Regions from separate parts of the Mus musculus genome. Here region 1 is linked to region 2. The links are chromatin loops, found by intact Hi-C in ENCODE. Cell type or tissue: heart. All regions are shown on one strand. Links, peaks and the distances in the headings refer to the core of each region. The heading gives the core; the rest is flanking DNA.

Region 1 (5,368 bases), core at 252-5,251, 84 kb after region 2:
GCGCCACCATGCCTGGCCAGATCCTGATTTGTAATACCCCCAAAAAGCCCACCTGACCCTCTGGGCTGGGCCGGCTACTCTGTAGGCTTGGGTTTCTCCCATGAAGCTGAATGACCTGACCTTCGCTCCCCAAGCAGGACTGCAGAGCAGAGCCTCTTAGCACAGCTTAAAGGGCCTGGGCCCTTCCACCTGCTTTTGTGGCTCAGCACCACTTCCTGCTTCCACCCTGTGCTCTTGAGTGAGCCACTACCTGACATTCTATTTTCCTCTACAAAGAGCACATAACAGACTGGCATCCACAGAGGCTCCTAGGCACTGGCCTGCATGTTTGTCTGTATGAGGGTGTCAGATCCCCTGGAACTGAAGTTACAGTTGTAAGCTGCCATGTTGGTGCTGGGAATTAAATCAGGATTCCCTCGGAAGAGCAGCCAATGCTTTAACCCCTGAACCATCTCTCCATCCCCTGAATTATTATTTTTTTTTATTTAAAGTTTTATTTATTATATGTAAGTACACTGTAGCTGTCTTCAGACACCCCAGAAGAGGGCATCAGATCTCATTACAGATGGTTGTGAGCCACCATGTGGTTGCTGGGATTTGAACTCAGGACCTTCGGAAGAGCAGTCAGTGTTCTTAACCGCTGAACCATCTCTCCAGCCTCCCTGAATTACTTTTGAAAGTGTTTATGTCAAGCCAAATTTGAACTCACCTCCACAGCCAAGGGTGACCTTGGACTTCTGATTTTCCTACCTTCCCTTTGCAAGTGCAAAGAATACATAATGGCCAGGCAGTGTTGGTACACGCCTTTAATCCTAGGGAGACAGGCCTGGTCTTCAGATAGAGTTCAAGGATAGCCAGGGGTATACAAAGAAACCAGCATCAAAAATCAGTACCTCAGGGGCTGGAGAGATGGCTCAGCAGTTAGAGCACTGACTGCTCTTCCAGAGGACCTGAGTTCAATTCCTAGCACACACATGGTAGCTCACAGCCATCTGTAATGAGATCTGAAGCCCTCTTCTGGTGTGTCTGAAGACAGCAACGGTGTACTCACATAAATCTTTAAAAACCAAACAAGCATATGGCCCCAACAGGTGAATTGCTCACATAGGTAGAGGTGCACACTTGAGCCCATCTAAGCTAGACAGGCTCCAAGGGCTCCCTACATTGAGCACTGTCTGCCTTCAGGCTGGGCTCCACCCCCAGCACCTAAACTCAGAAGAGCATTGAGTTTGCCTGACCTACAGATAGGAGGCTCCTTAAAGTTGGTGGCCCTTCCTTATCAAATATCCATACTGCTGGCTGATGTTTTAAAACCTGCACCCACTTCCTTTGTATTGAAGACTACAGGCCTCAGAGGACTCTTGTGTTCAGCAGGGCTAGGTGTGGCACTTTACAACTCAAGTCCCAGGGTTTGGGAGGCGGAGGCATTCTTGAGCCGTGGAGTTACAGATGAGCAAAGGCTATGAAGTGTGACAGCTCAGTGAAGTGCAAAAAGGCAGGGACATCTCACCTTGCTCAAAGCCCTGGGTTTGCTCCCAGACAAAACAAGGTAGGCAGAGAACAGAATATCTGATAGTGTGCTATGATAGTTGTACATTCAGGTCCTGGCTACTGAGGTGGGGACATAGGACCGCTTGGGCCCAGCATAACATAGCCAGATTCCTCAAAACCAAAAGGGTCTCTGGTGAAAGCCTGACTGGCAAAGTGCTTGCTTTAGGAAGCATGAGGACCAGAGTTCAGTCCCAGAGTAGAGTTACGTATAATCAGGAAGGGCTCGAGGCTTGGTATCGGGTAGGACCAGGTTCAGTTCCTATCACCCACTTGCCAGCTATCAGCTGTTATGTAACTGGCTTCAGAACACATATACAAGAAACCTGTCTCAAAAATAAGAATGAATTGATGCTTGGCATGGTTGCACACTTGTAATCCTTGTGCAAATGAGGTAGAGACATGTAGACTCCTGAAGCTCACTACCTGATTTCAGTAAGAGATCTTGTTCAACCTGCCCTTTGGCCTCCCTCAAGTGTATATACACACTGTCTCAAAAATCTTGGGGCTAGTAGAGGTTTAGCTCCAAGTTAAACAAGGTGCTGGCTGCTCTCCTAGAGGACTTGGGTTCAGCATCTAAATGGTGACTCCTACCAGTCTGTAAATCCAATTCCAAGCGCGCACCACCCTCTTCTGGCCTCTGCAGGAATTGGGTGTGTGGTGTACATACATACACACCTACCTAGCAAAACTCATACACATAAGTAACAAAGAATCTTTCAACAAAATTTAAGGTGGGCAGCATTTGAACATCCAAGATGGCCCTCTGATGTCTACATGCACTTACATACACCCATAAACATAAAAACCCAGGCTCTGCCCACCATGCATTCCACCCAAGGGAAACAAACTAAGCCTTCTACCTGCCATCTCTACAAACCATAAAGGCCAGAGAGGATTAAATGTGGTGGTCCACGCCTTTATTCCCAGCACTCGTGAATCAGAAGGAGGCACAGCTCTGGAGTCGATATAGTTGAGTTCTAGGATAGCCAGGGGCCAAGAAAAACCAGGTCTTTAAAAAAAAAAATAGGGGCCAGGCATGGTGGCGTACACCTTTTATCCCAGCACTCCGGAGGCAGAGGCAGATGGATTTCTGAGTTCAAGGCCAGCCTGGTCTACAAAGTGAGTTCCAGGACAGTCAGGGCTACACAGAGAAACCCTGTCTCGAAAAACAAAAAAAAAAACAAACAAAAAAGTAAAAATAAATAAATAAATAAGCAAGCAAGCGTATACACACAAAAACAGAGCTCAAATGCTCTGGAAGGCAGCCATTACTCCTTAGTGCCACTTACTAAGGGAGTTTCTTGCACTGTCCAACCACACTAATACTACAAAAAGAGACCAACACAAAAACAGGAACGTTAAAATCCTAGGATGTTTATTACAAAGGTAAACCCCGATCCTTGAGATGGGCTTATCGGTAGGATTTCTGGTATCGGGCACGGGCACCAGGACCTCCAAACTTTTTGGATTCGCAGCGACGGGGGTCAGCTACAAGCAGGGTCCGATCGTATTGGATGAGGATATCTTTGATCTCCTTCTTGGAGGCTTCATCCACATCTGGAGATTAATAGACAAGACCTTTAGTTTGGTCCTACCACATAGCCCACCCGCCATGAAATGAAAGACCAGCTCTCACTCACATTTTTGGTAATAAGCTACCAGGGCCTTTGAGATGGACTGTCGGATGGCTGCAAGACACAATGACCAAAAAGCTTAGTGAAGACCCAGTCCTTCCAGGAGCTGCCTCACACCCATAGGCTTAGATCCTGAGACTTACCATAAATTTGGGCCACATGTCCACCACCCTTCACACGGACCCGAATATCCACACCAGCAAATCGCTCCTTGCCCAGAAGCAAAACAGGCTCCAGTAACTAGAGAAATGGGAAAATATGGGGTTAGGGAGTTAAGTCATACCCTGACTTAACCACTCTCCATGGACATTCATCATCTCCCTTTGTGTGGTTCCCACCATCACCAGAATCAAGGAGGCAGCCTATCCTAGGATCCCTGTGCCCCTCAGAGTCCCATGTATATGTGCCCATAGAGACCAGAAGAGGGCCTGAGACACCGAGGAGCTGGAATCATGGAGTGACAGGCAACTATGAACTTCCCCAAACAGGAAGCAAGGTCAGACAGGTCCACTGTTCTCACAGTGGTCATTCCATCTTCTCTTTGGATCAAATTTGTCCAATACCTAGGACCAGTCTATCCAGAAGCTCCCCGAGTGGCAGGCCTAGAGCCACCTCCATCACTGGTGTTGGCCCAATTCACAACACAGGGTACACACACCAATCGTTCAAATAAACTGACAGACTGTCCTTTTTAGTCACCTGACAGACTTGGATTAGACTAAGCACGGGGGTCTAGTGGCATTAACATCAACACTACCATTAGAATGCATTGTCTGCAAGGTATGATATTCCTTCTTACATGTACCAAAACTCATACAACAATGAGTTCTGGGTTGCAAAAGAGGATTTGTTCTTGCACTTGTTTTCCAGTTTTTGCCCACTAGTTCAACAAAAACCCATACAAGTGCTACCAATGTTAGACTTCAGAGGACTCCTATTGTATTTTTCAAGGTTCCACGTTGTAGCCCCATGCTGACCTAAACGGCGGCGCTTTGGATTCGTAACTCGTAGTATGCTATCCTCCAAGGAGCTAGGAGTATACACATGAGCTGTAAACTCATACTTCTAGACCAGAAATCGTCAATTAGGTCGGATACACTGTGCTATTCTCCTGGCCACGGGCCCCTCGCATCTGGAGAGCTTCGAGGTTATAGAATAGGCCACGTTTTCATGTATTTTACCAGCTCCGACTTCATCTTTCCCGAGCCCAGGTTAAGGTCTACCGCGAGGTAAGCCATCCTCCTTCCCCCACCTCAACTCCCTATCATCCCGGGGCCTTCCCTTCCGTCTCGCCACCCGGACGCCCATGCCCGACCCCAACACCTTGTACTGCAGCGTGCGCGGCTCGATCATCTCCAGGGGACGTCCGTTCACCTTGATGAGCCCATTTCCCCGTTTGCAGTGGGCCACAGCCGTGGCTGTTTTCTGTGAAGGGCGAGGGAGACGGCGGGGCCGTGTGAGCGCGGGACCCTGGCTCAGCGGGCCCCAGCTCATCATGTCACCCAGCCAGGGCCTTCTCACCCCCCTCCCCACCCCCACCTCTTTCTATGCCGCCCCTGGCACACCTTGCGTCCGAAGACCTGCACGGACTGCAGCGGACCCTTGGACGGCATAGCTCCGAGCACAAGCACGAGCTCCACACCGCGCAGCGCCGCGACCGGAAAAGGGAAGCGCGGGGCCAACCCAGCCGATTTTTCAGGGTCTGCGCAGGCGCATTGAGTGCTACGTCACGACAGAAGCGGGCTTTACGGCTGACGTCGAAGCCTGAGAGGGGACGTGTGAATTGCGGCGGGAACGCCTTCAGGCAAGGGAGGGGGCGGTGTCGGAGGGGAAGGGGCGGAGCTGTGCGGGACCCGGAGGGTGGGGACTCCGTCCAGAACTCGGAAGATGGGGCTGGCCTCCTTTTTCCATTGCTTTTCCGCAGCCTTGGTCTTGACTTTCGGCCAGTTCTTATAGACATTCCTGCTCTTCGATGCTCTCCTTCGGCGCTTCTCCAGGCCGATTCTCACCCTCTTCCTCCCACCCTTTCCCAGGATCCCCATCCCATCGGAGTCTTCCCGCATCCACTATGCTAAGTCAAGCTGGCTTTTCAGAATCTTGCCTCCAGAACCCTCTTTCCTAGCCCTTACGATCCCCCGTCGCGAATCAGCCTTTCACCAGAATTGCCTTCCTCTTCTTCCCAG
Region 2 (5,368 bases), core at 71-5,070:
TTCAAACACACCAGAAGAGGGCATCAGATCTTATTATAGGTGGCTGTGAGCCACCATGTGGTTGCTGGGAATTGAACTCAGGACCTCTGAAAGAGCAGTCAGTGCTCTTAACTGCTGAGCCATCTCTCCAGCCCCCAATTTAAATATAATTGCAATGTTTATTAATTATATAACATAATACATAATATACATTGATAGATATAGATATCTTCCAGCAGTCAGGATTGCCAAGTCTGAGGCCAACCTAGGTGACAACAGTGAACTCCAGAAGAGCCAGTGTTACACAGAGACACTGCATACCAAAAGACCAAAATAGGGCCGGTGAGGTGGCTCAGAAGGTAAAGGTACTTGCTACCAAGCCTGAAAAATTGAATTCATTCCTTGAACCCACATGGAAGGAGAGAACTGATTCCCACAAATTGTCCTCTGACCTCCGCAAGTGGGACGTGGCGTGTTCATGCATGCACAAACATAAACAAATAAACTCTAATGAGAAATGTAAAAGGACACAGGAGATTCTAGCTGAGCACGATGATGTGTGCCTGCAATTCCAGCACTGGGGAGCCAGAAGCAGGAGGATGGGGACCTGCAGGCCATTCTGAGCTACATAGCTCAGCTTTTTGTCAAAAACAACAAAACAGAGCCAGTTCTTTAATTTTAGAATTTGATAGGCAAAGAAAGACAGGAGATCAAGAGCTAAGGACAACCTTGGCTACATAGCAAATTTGAGGCCAACCTGGATTACAGTGAAGCCAGCCTGGGCATACACAAGGTCCTGTCTCAAAAAAAAAAAAAAAAAAAAAAAAAAAAAAGCAACATCAAAAAACAGGTGTTCCAGAGATAGCTCGCCATCTAGAACCAGTTAAGAGCACTGGCAGCGGAGAAGTAGCTGTGAACATCTTTCATCCCAGCACCCTGGAGGCAGAGACAGGCAGATCTTTGAGTTTGAGGTCAGCCTGGTCTATACAGTGAGTTCAGAATAGCCATGGCTACACAGAAAAGCCCTTCTCAAAAAAACCAAAACCCCAAAACCAAACAAACACAAACTCTAGAAAATCTGATAAAATAAACAAATGGGCATTGAGGGGTTATGTGTAGCTCAGTGAGAGCAGGCATTATCATACACAGGGCCTGGCCTTTTGATCTCATGAGTGTCCCACACAGATACACAAGTTCCCCTTCCCTTGAAACAATTCCTGGGTAATGTGACCTATTTATATGCCCAAATTTTGGAAAAAAAATCAATTCATAAAGCCACCTGTTCTATAAAGAAGAAATAAAGGCAAAGTAACTTATGAGAAAACCATATGTATTTTAGTGAAGAAATAAAAAAAATATTTCTAAGTTCTTGCTCCACTTGACTTTCTGTGCTGGCTCCCCTTTTTAATAATGGGCAGGTCCCATCACTGGTCTCCATCCCACCTGCCAGGTACCTCTTCAGTCTTCCCAACTCTTCCTATGATCTCTCCCTGACCCCTGATGAATCTTCTCCTAAGCCTCCATACAATTTTAGTTCTTCTATTTTAAAAACAAAGAACTCCCTCTCTAGCTTGTGTGGTGGTACAGATCTCTAACCCCAGCACTCAGGAGTCTGAGGCAGGAGTCTTGGCCAGCCATGAATATCTAAAAAGACATTGTCTCCAAAGACCAAAAAAAAAAAAAAAAAAAAAAAGGTGGAGTGGGCTGGGAAGATAGCTCAGTGGTTAAGAGCACTGACTGCTGCTCTTCCAGAGGTCCTGAGTTCAATTCCCAGCAACCACATGGTGGCTCACAACCATCTGCAATGGAATCTGATACCCTCTTCTGGTCTGTCTAAAGACACCTACAGTGTGCTCATAATTAATAAATCTTAAAAAAAAAAAAGACTTAAAATATCTGTGTTTCTCTGCGCAGCCCTGGCTGTCCTGGAACTCGCTCTGTAGACAAAACTAGCCTTGAACTCAGAGAGCCACCTGCCTCTGCCTCCCGAGTTCAGGGTCTCAATATGTAGACCAGGCTAGCTTCAAGCCTACAGAAATGCTCTGCTGGGATAGGACGCGCCGCTAAGCCCAGTTCCCGTCAACTCTTTCCTGTGCCATCTTCACAATGTTGGTCTAGTACTCATTTCTTTTCTCAACTCATGTGCCCTCATTTCTCAGAATTCCGTCTGAGCCTTGTCTCCATTCACCCCTCATACCCTCCTTGGGATTGGTCACAAACTCCCACAACCTCAATTACCATCTCTAATGATCCTTAAATCCTGGTCTCCAGCCTCAATTTGTGCCCGAGGTGGGGCAATGGTCTTGACCTCAGTGTTGGCTGTCCCACATTGAGCTTCTCCTCTGGGACCCAATCTCCCAGAGGGCTTTGTCCTGGACTTTTCTCTTCCGCCCTGTGGCCAGCCAGTGGCAAAAGGCTAGTTCAATGGGCCACCTGAGTGTCCCGCCTACTTCGCACCTCCTCCCTCCCCAAGGTCCCTTCCAGATGCAACCCCGCCCCAACTCCCCAGGTAGCTCCCTGGGTTCTCTCTTCTGTGTCTCATTCCTTCTCACCCCACTTCCCTATGTAAGCTAGAGGCGTCCCTTCCAAACTCCCAAGTCCCCAAGACCTTACTGGCCCCGTCACTCTAGTCGCTGTGCCTTTAGCACAAGTGCATACTCCCTCCAGTGGCCAAACATCTAGCCGCAGCTCATTTCCTACCACTCCCTGTCGTAAATTCGACACTCCACCCTGACTGTATTTCTTGGAGTTCTCGGAACAAGCCACGTTGCTGTCACCCTTCTGGAGAGCCGGCCCCTTTCCAGTCAGTTCACCCCAGCGCAGGACAGTTTGTGGATGGACTAAGATCACGACAAGAGTGATGGAAGCAATCTCCATTTATTGACAGCCTCTTATGTGTGGGGTCTTATCTCTTTCCACCCTTAAAGGGTCGACCTCGCTCATCTTGAGGTGTCACTTGAGGCGCGGCCGATCGATACCAGGAGCCAGGAGGCAGCATTGTCATCCCAAAGGGCGATGGTACTACCGGACACAAACCCTGGGCGGGGTGTGACCGAGGGGCGGAGAGGAGGGGGTCCTTGAACGCCAGAATGAGGAATTGTGACTGGGTTCGCCGCTACTGAGTTAGACCGGCGCGAGACTGCCCCCTGCGGGTCCGTAGGTCCAATCGCGGGCTTCGCCAGACCGTTGCCCGGGGCAACGCGGCGCGCGCCCCTCCTCTTCCCGGCCCTCTGCTCTCCGCCCGGGGCCTGTCCGTCTGTCCGTCACCTTCTCGTCAGACCAATCGTAGTGAGGAGGGGGCGGGCCTCTCAGGCCTCCTTCCAGCCCTGTCGCTCCCCTCCAGGCCAAGACCCCGCCTTTCTTGCCGCACACCTCCCACCCTTCGGTCTGCCCTCGCCGCCAGTTGGCTGGGCTCACCGTCTGTCAATAGGGTGTGAGCTAATGCTGGCGCACAGTGGCCCTCCGGGGCGGGGCCAGGGGCGGTGACGCACGGCGCGGTGACGCAGCGCGACGGCGGCGGCGGCGGCGGCGGCGGTGGTCGGTGCGGGAGGAGGGAGGGGAGCTCTCGGGCCAGAGAGGGGGCGACGGCGGCGGCGGCGGCGGCGGCAGCGGCGCGGGTGGCGGCGGCTGCCCGAGGAGGTGCGGGTGGCGGCGGCGGCGGCGGAGGCCGAGGCGGTGAGTCTCGGGCAAGGCCGGGCCGGCGGGCGCGGGGCGGCGGCGGTCGAGGCGCGCGGCGCTCCCCTCAGGGCGACCCAGGCCGCGCGGCCGGCCCCGCCCCCTCAGGGACCCCGCGCCGCGGGCTGCGGCGGGCGGCTGACTCGGGCCTCGGGAGGCCGGAGGATCCTGGAGGACCCCTTAGGGTTCCGCACTCAGCCCGTTTCTCCCTACCCGGGCCCCTTCCTCAGTTTCCCTCCCAAACCGTCACGCCCTGGGGCTAGCCGAGGGGCCGGGCCCGGGGACTTCTGTCCTGACTCGGCACACATCTGCCTGGTCCTCCCGCACGACTCCAGCGGCCTCCCCGGAGACCACCCTCAGCTTTCAACTGCCTCCTCTGGGGACGCTCCCTGTGGATCCCCGCCCTTTGGTCCTTGGTTCTCTCCTCACATCTTCCTCCTGAATCGCAACACATTCCTTGGTGGCTACTCGTCATCTGTCTTCACAGCACAGATATTCCAGGCATCTCCCCCAGGAAGAACCTTAAAGCCCCTAAACCGCCCCCAGATACTCTCTGCATCTAACCCCCCCCCCATCTGCATCACATATTCAAGTCATCTCTCCTTCAGACTTCTTCAAATACCCCCAAGAATTTACCCTTCTACCTCTCCCCATTCCAAAAGTCTTAGAGATTTTCACTCTTATCCCCAAATTCTTCAGGATGTCCCTGGTGAACACTACATCATCCTTAAAGAGCTTGCATATCCCAGAACAGTCGTCCTCAGATACTCAGGAAGTGCTCTTAGATGCCAAAACTCACCTAGAGGACCCTCTCCTCTCCTCTCTTTGCTTCCACCTCCTATATACGCCCTGTCCTCTTCTCATATTTCTTAGACCCTTCTATAGATTTCCAAACTCATGTTACACAAATATTCCCCAGCTTGGAATGCTCTAGAGGTAATCTCATGTACCCCAGCCCTTTTCTCCTCAGCCTCTACACCTTCTAATCTTGAAAATCTCCAGAGTTCCTCTCATATTCCCAAAACCTCTTCCAAAGCCTGTCTTCTGTATCCCAAATCCTTTCCAGTAACACACACCACATGTTTTAAGAATAGTGTACGGACTCCAAAAAAGTTTCCTCATAGCCTCTATTCTTCTCAAACTTTTCTTGGATAACCTGAAAATTTGAAACTCCCTTTCTAGCCTTTGGTAAACTTTCTGACACTCTTCCTTACAATACTGAAACACCCCTCTAAGCTACAGCTTTCAGGACCCCCATGCATCACAGAACTTAGTAACCCTGAGATGGCCTTTAGTTCTTTCTTTTTCTCAGACTTTCTTATTAAAAGACTTTTCTAGCTATCTCTTCCTCAGAATCTCCCCCACCCCCAATTCTCTAGAACCATCTTTAGAAAGCCTTGCATACCTACCTAATCTTTCTTCAGTATAGCTGAACACCCAGAATTCTTTGTGGAAAACCTACTCCAATGCTTTCAGGTCTTCATTAGGAGTCTTCTTCCCTCAGCCCTATATGCTTGGGGTTTTTTTTTGGGGGGGGTTGTTTGTTTTTAAACTTGAGATTTCTCATAAAGCCCCCCAATGCCTACCCTACCCTGTATTTAAAAATCCCTCTGTCAGGACCTTTCTCAGAAGACCACTTCCTAAGACATTCTTTAGAGATTTTTCTCCCAAGCCCCGTGTCGGTAATCTATAGCACTTTCTGGAAACCCACCCT

Evidence for each region. Peaks named below come from ENCODE experiments on the same cell type or tissue, not always from the same donor. Only the 100,000 strongest peaks of a DNase experiment are listed, where the experiment ranks them.
Region 1: it touches region 2 in a loop (2.5-fold over the local background); 1 of 42 quality-filtered maps calls a loop at or near these places.

Annotation. Positions count from the first base shown.
Region 1 is chr7:28,350,234-28,355,601 of GRCm38, reverse strand. It overlaps Rps16 (ribosomal protein S16), which reads right to left and starts at 4,913. Exons shown (of 5, transcript NM_013647.2): 1 at 4,751-4,913; 2 at 4,509-4,610; 3 at 3,329-3,425; 4 at 3,192-3,239; 5 at 2,904-3,108. The coding sequence starts at 4,798. The coding sequence ends at 2,963. It overlaps AF357399 (snoRNA AF357399), which reads right to left and starts at 4,062; the gene lies at 3,969-4,062. In heart, for the core only: a CTCF peak has its summit at 2,211 (motif pointing left); a DNase peak (open chromatin) is centred at 4,991; H3K4me3 peaks cover 1,980 bases; H3K27ac peaks cover 2,048 bases.
Region 2 is chr7:28,434,424-28,439,791 of GRCm38, reverse strand. It overlaps Samd4b (sterile alpha motif domain containing 4B), which reads left to right and starts at 3,601. Exons shown (of 13, transcript NM_175021.3): 1 at 3,601-3,654. It also overlaps a transcript of Gmfg not described here. In heart, for the core only: CTCF peaks have their summits at 2,638, 2,936 and 3,135 (motif pointing left); DNase peaks (open chromatin) are centred at 2,651, 3,321 and 3,951; H3K4me3 peaks cover 3,080 bases; H3K27ac peaks cover 2,076 bases.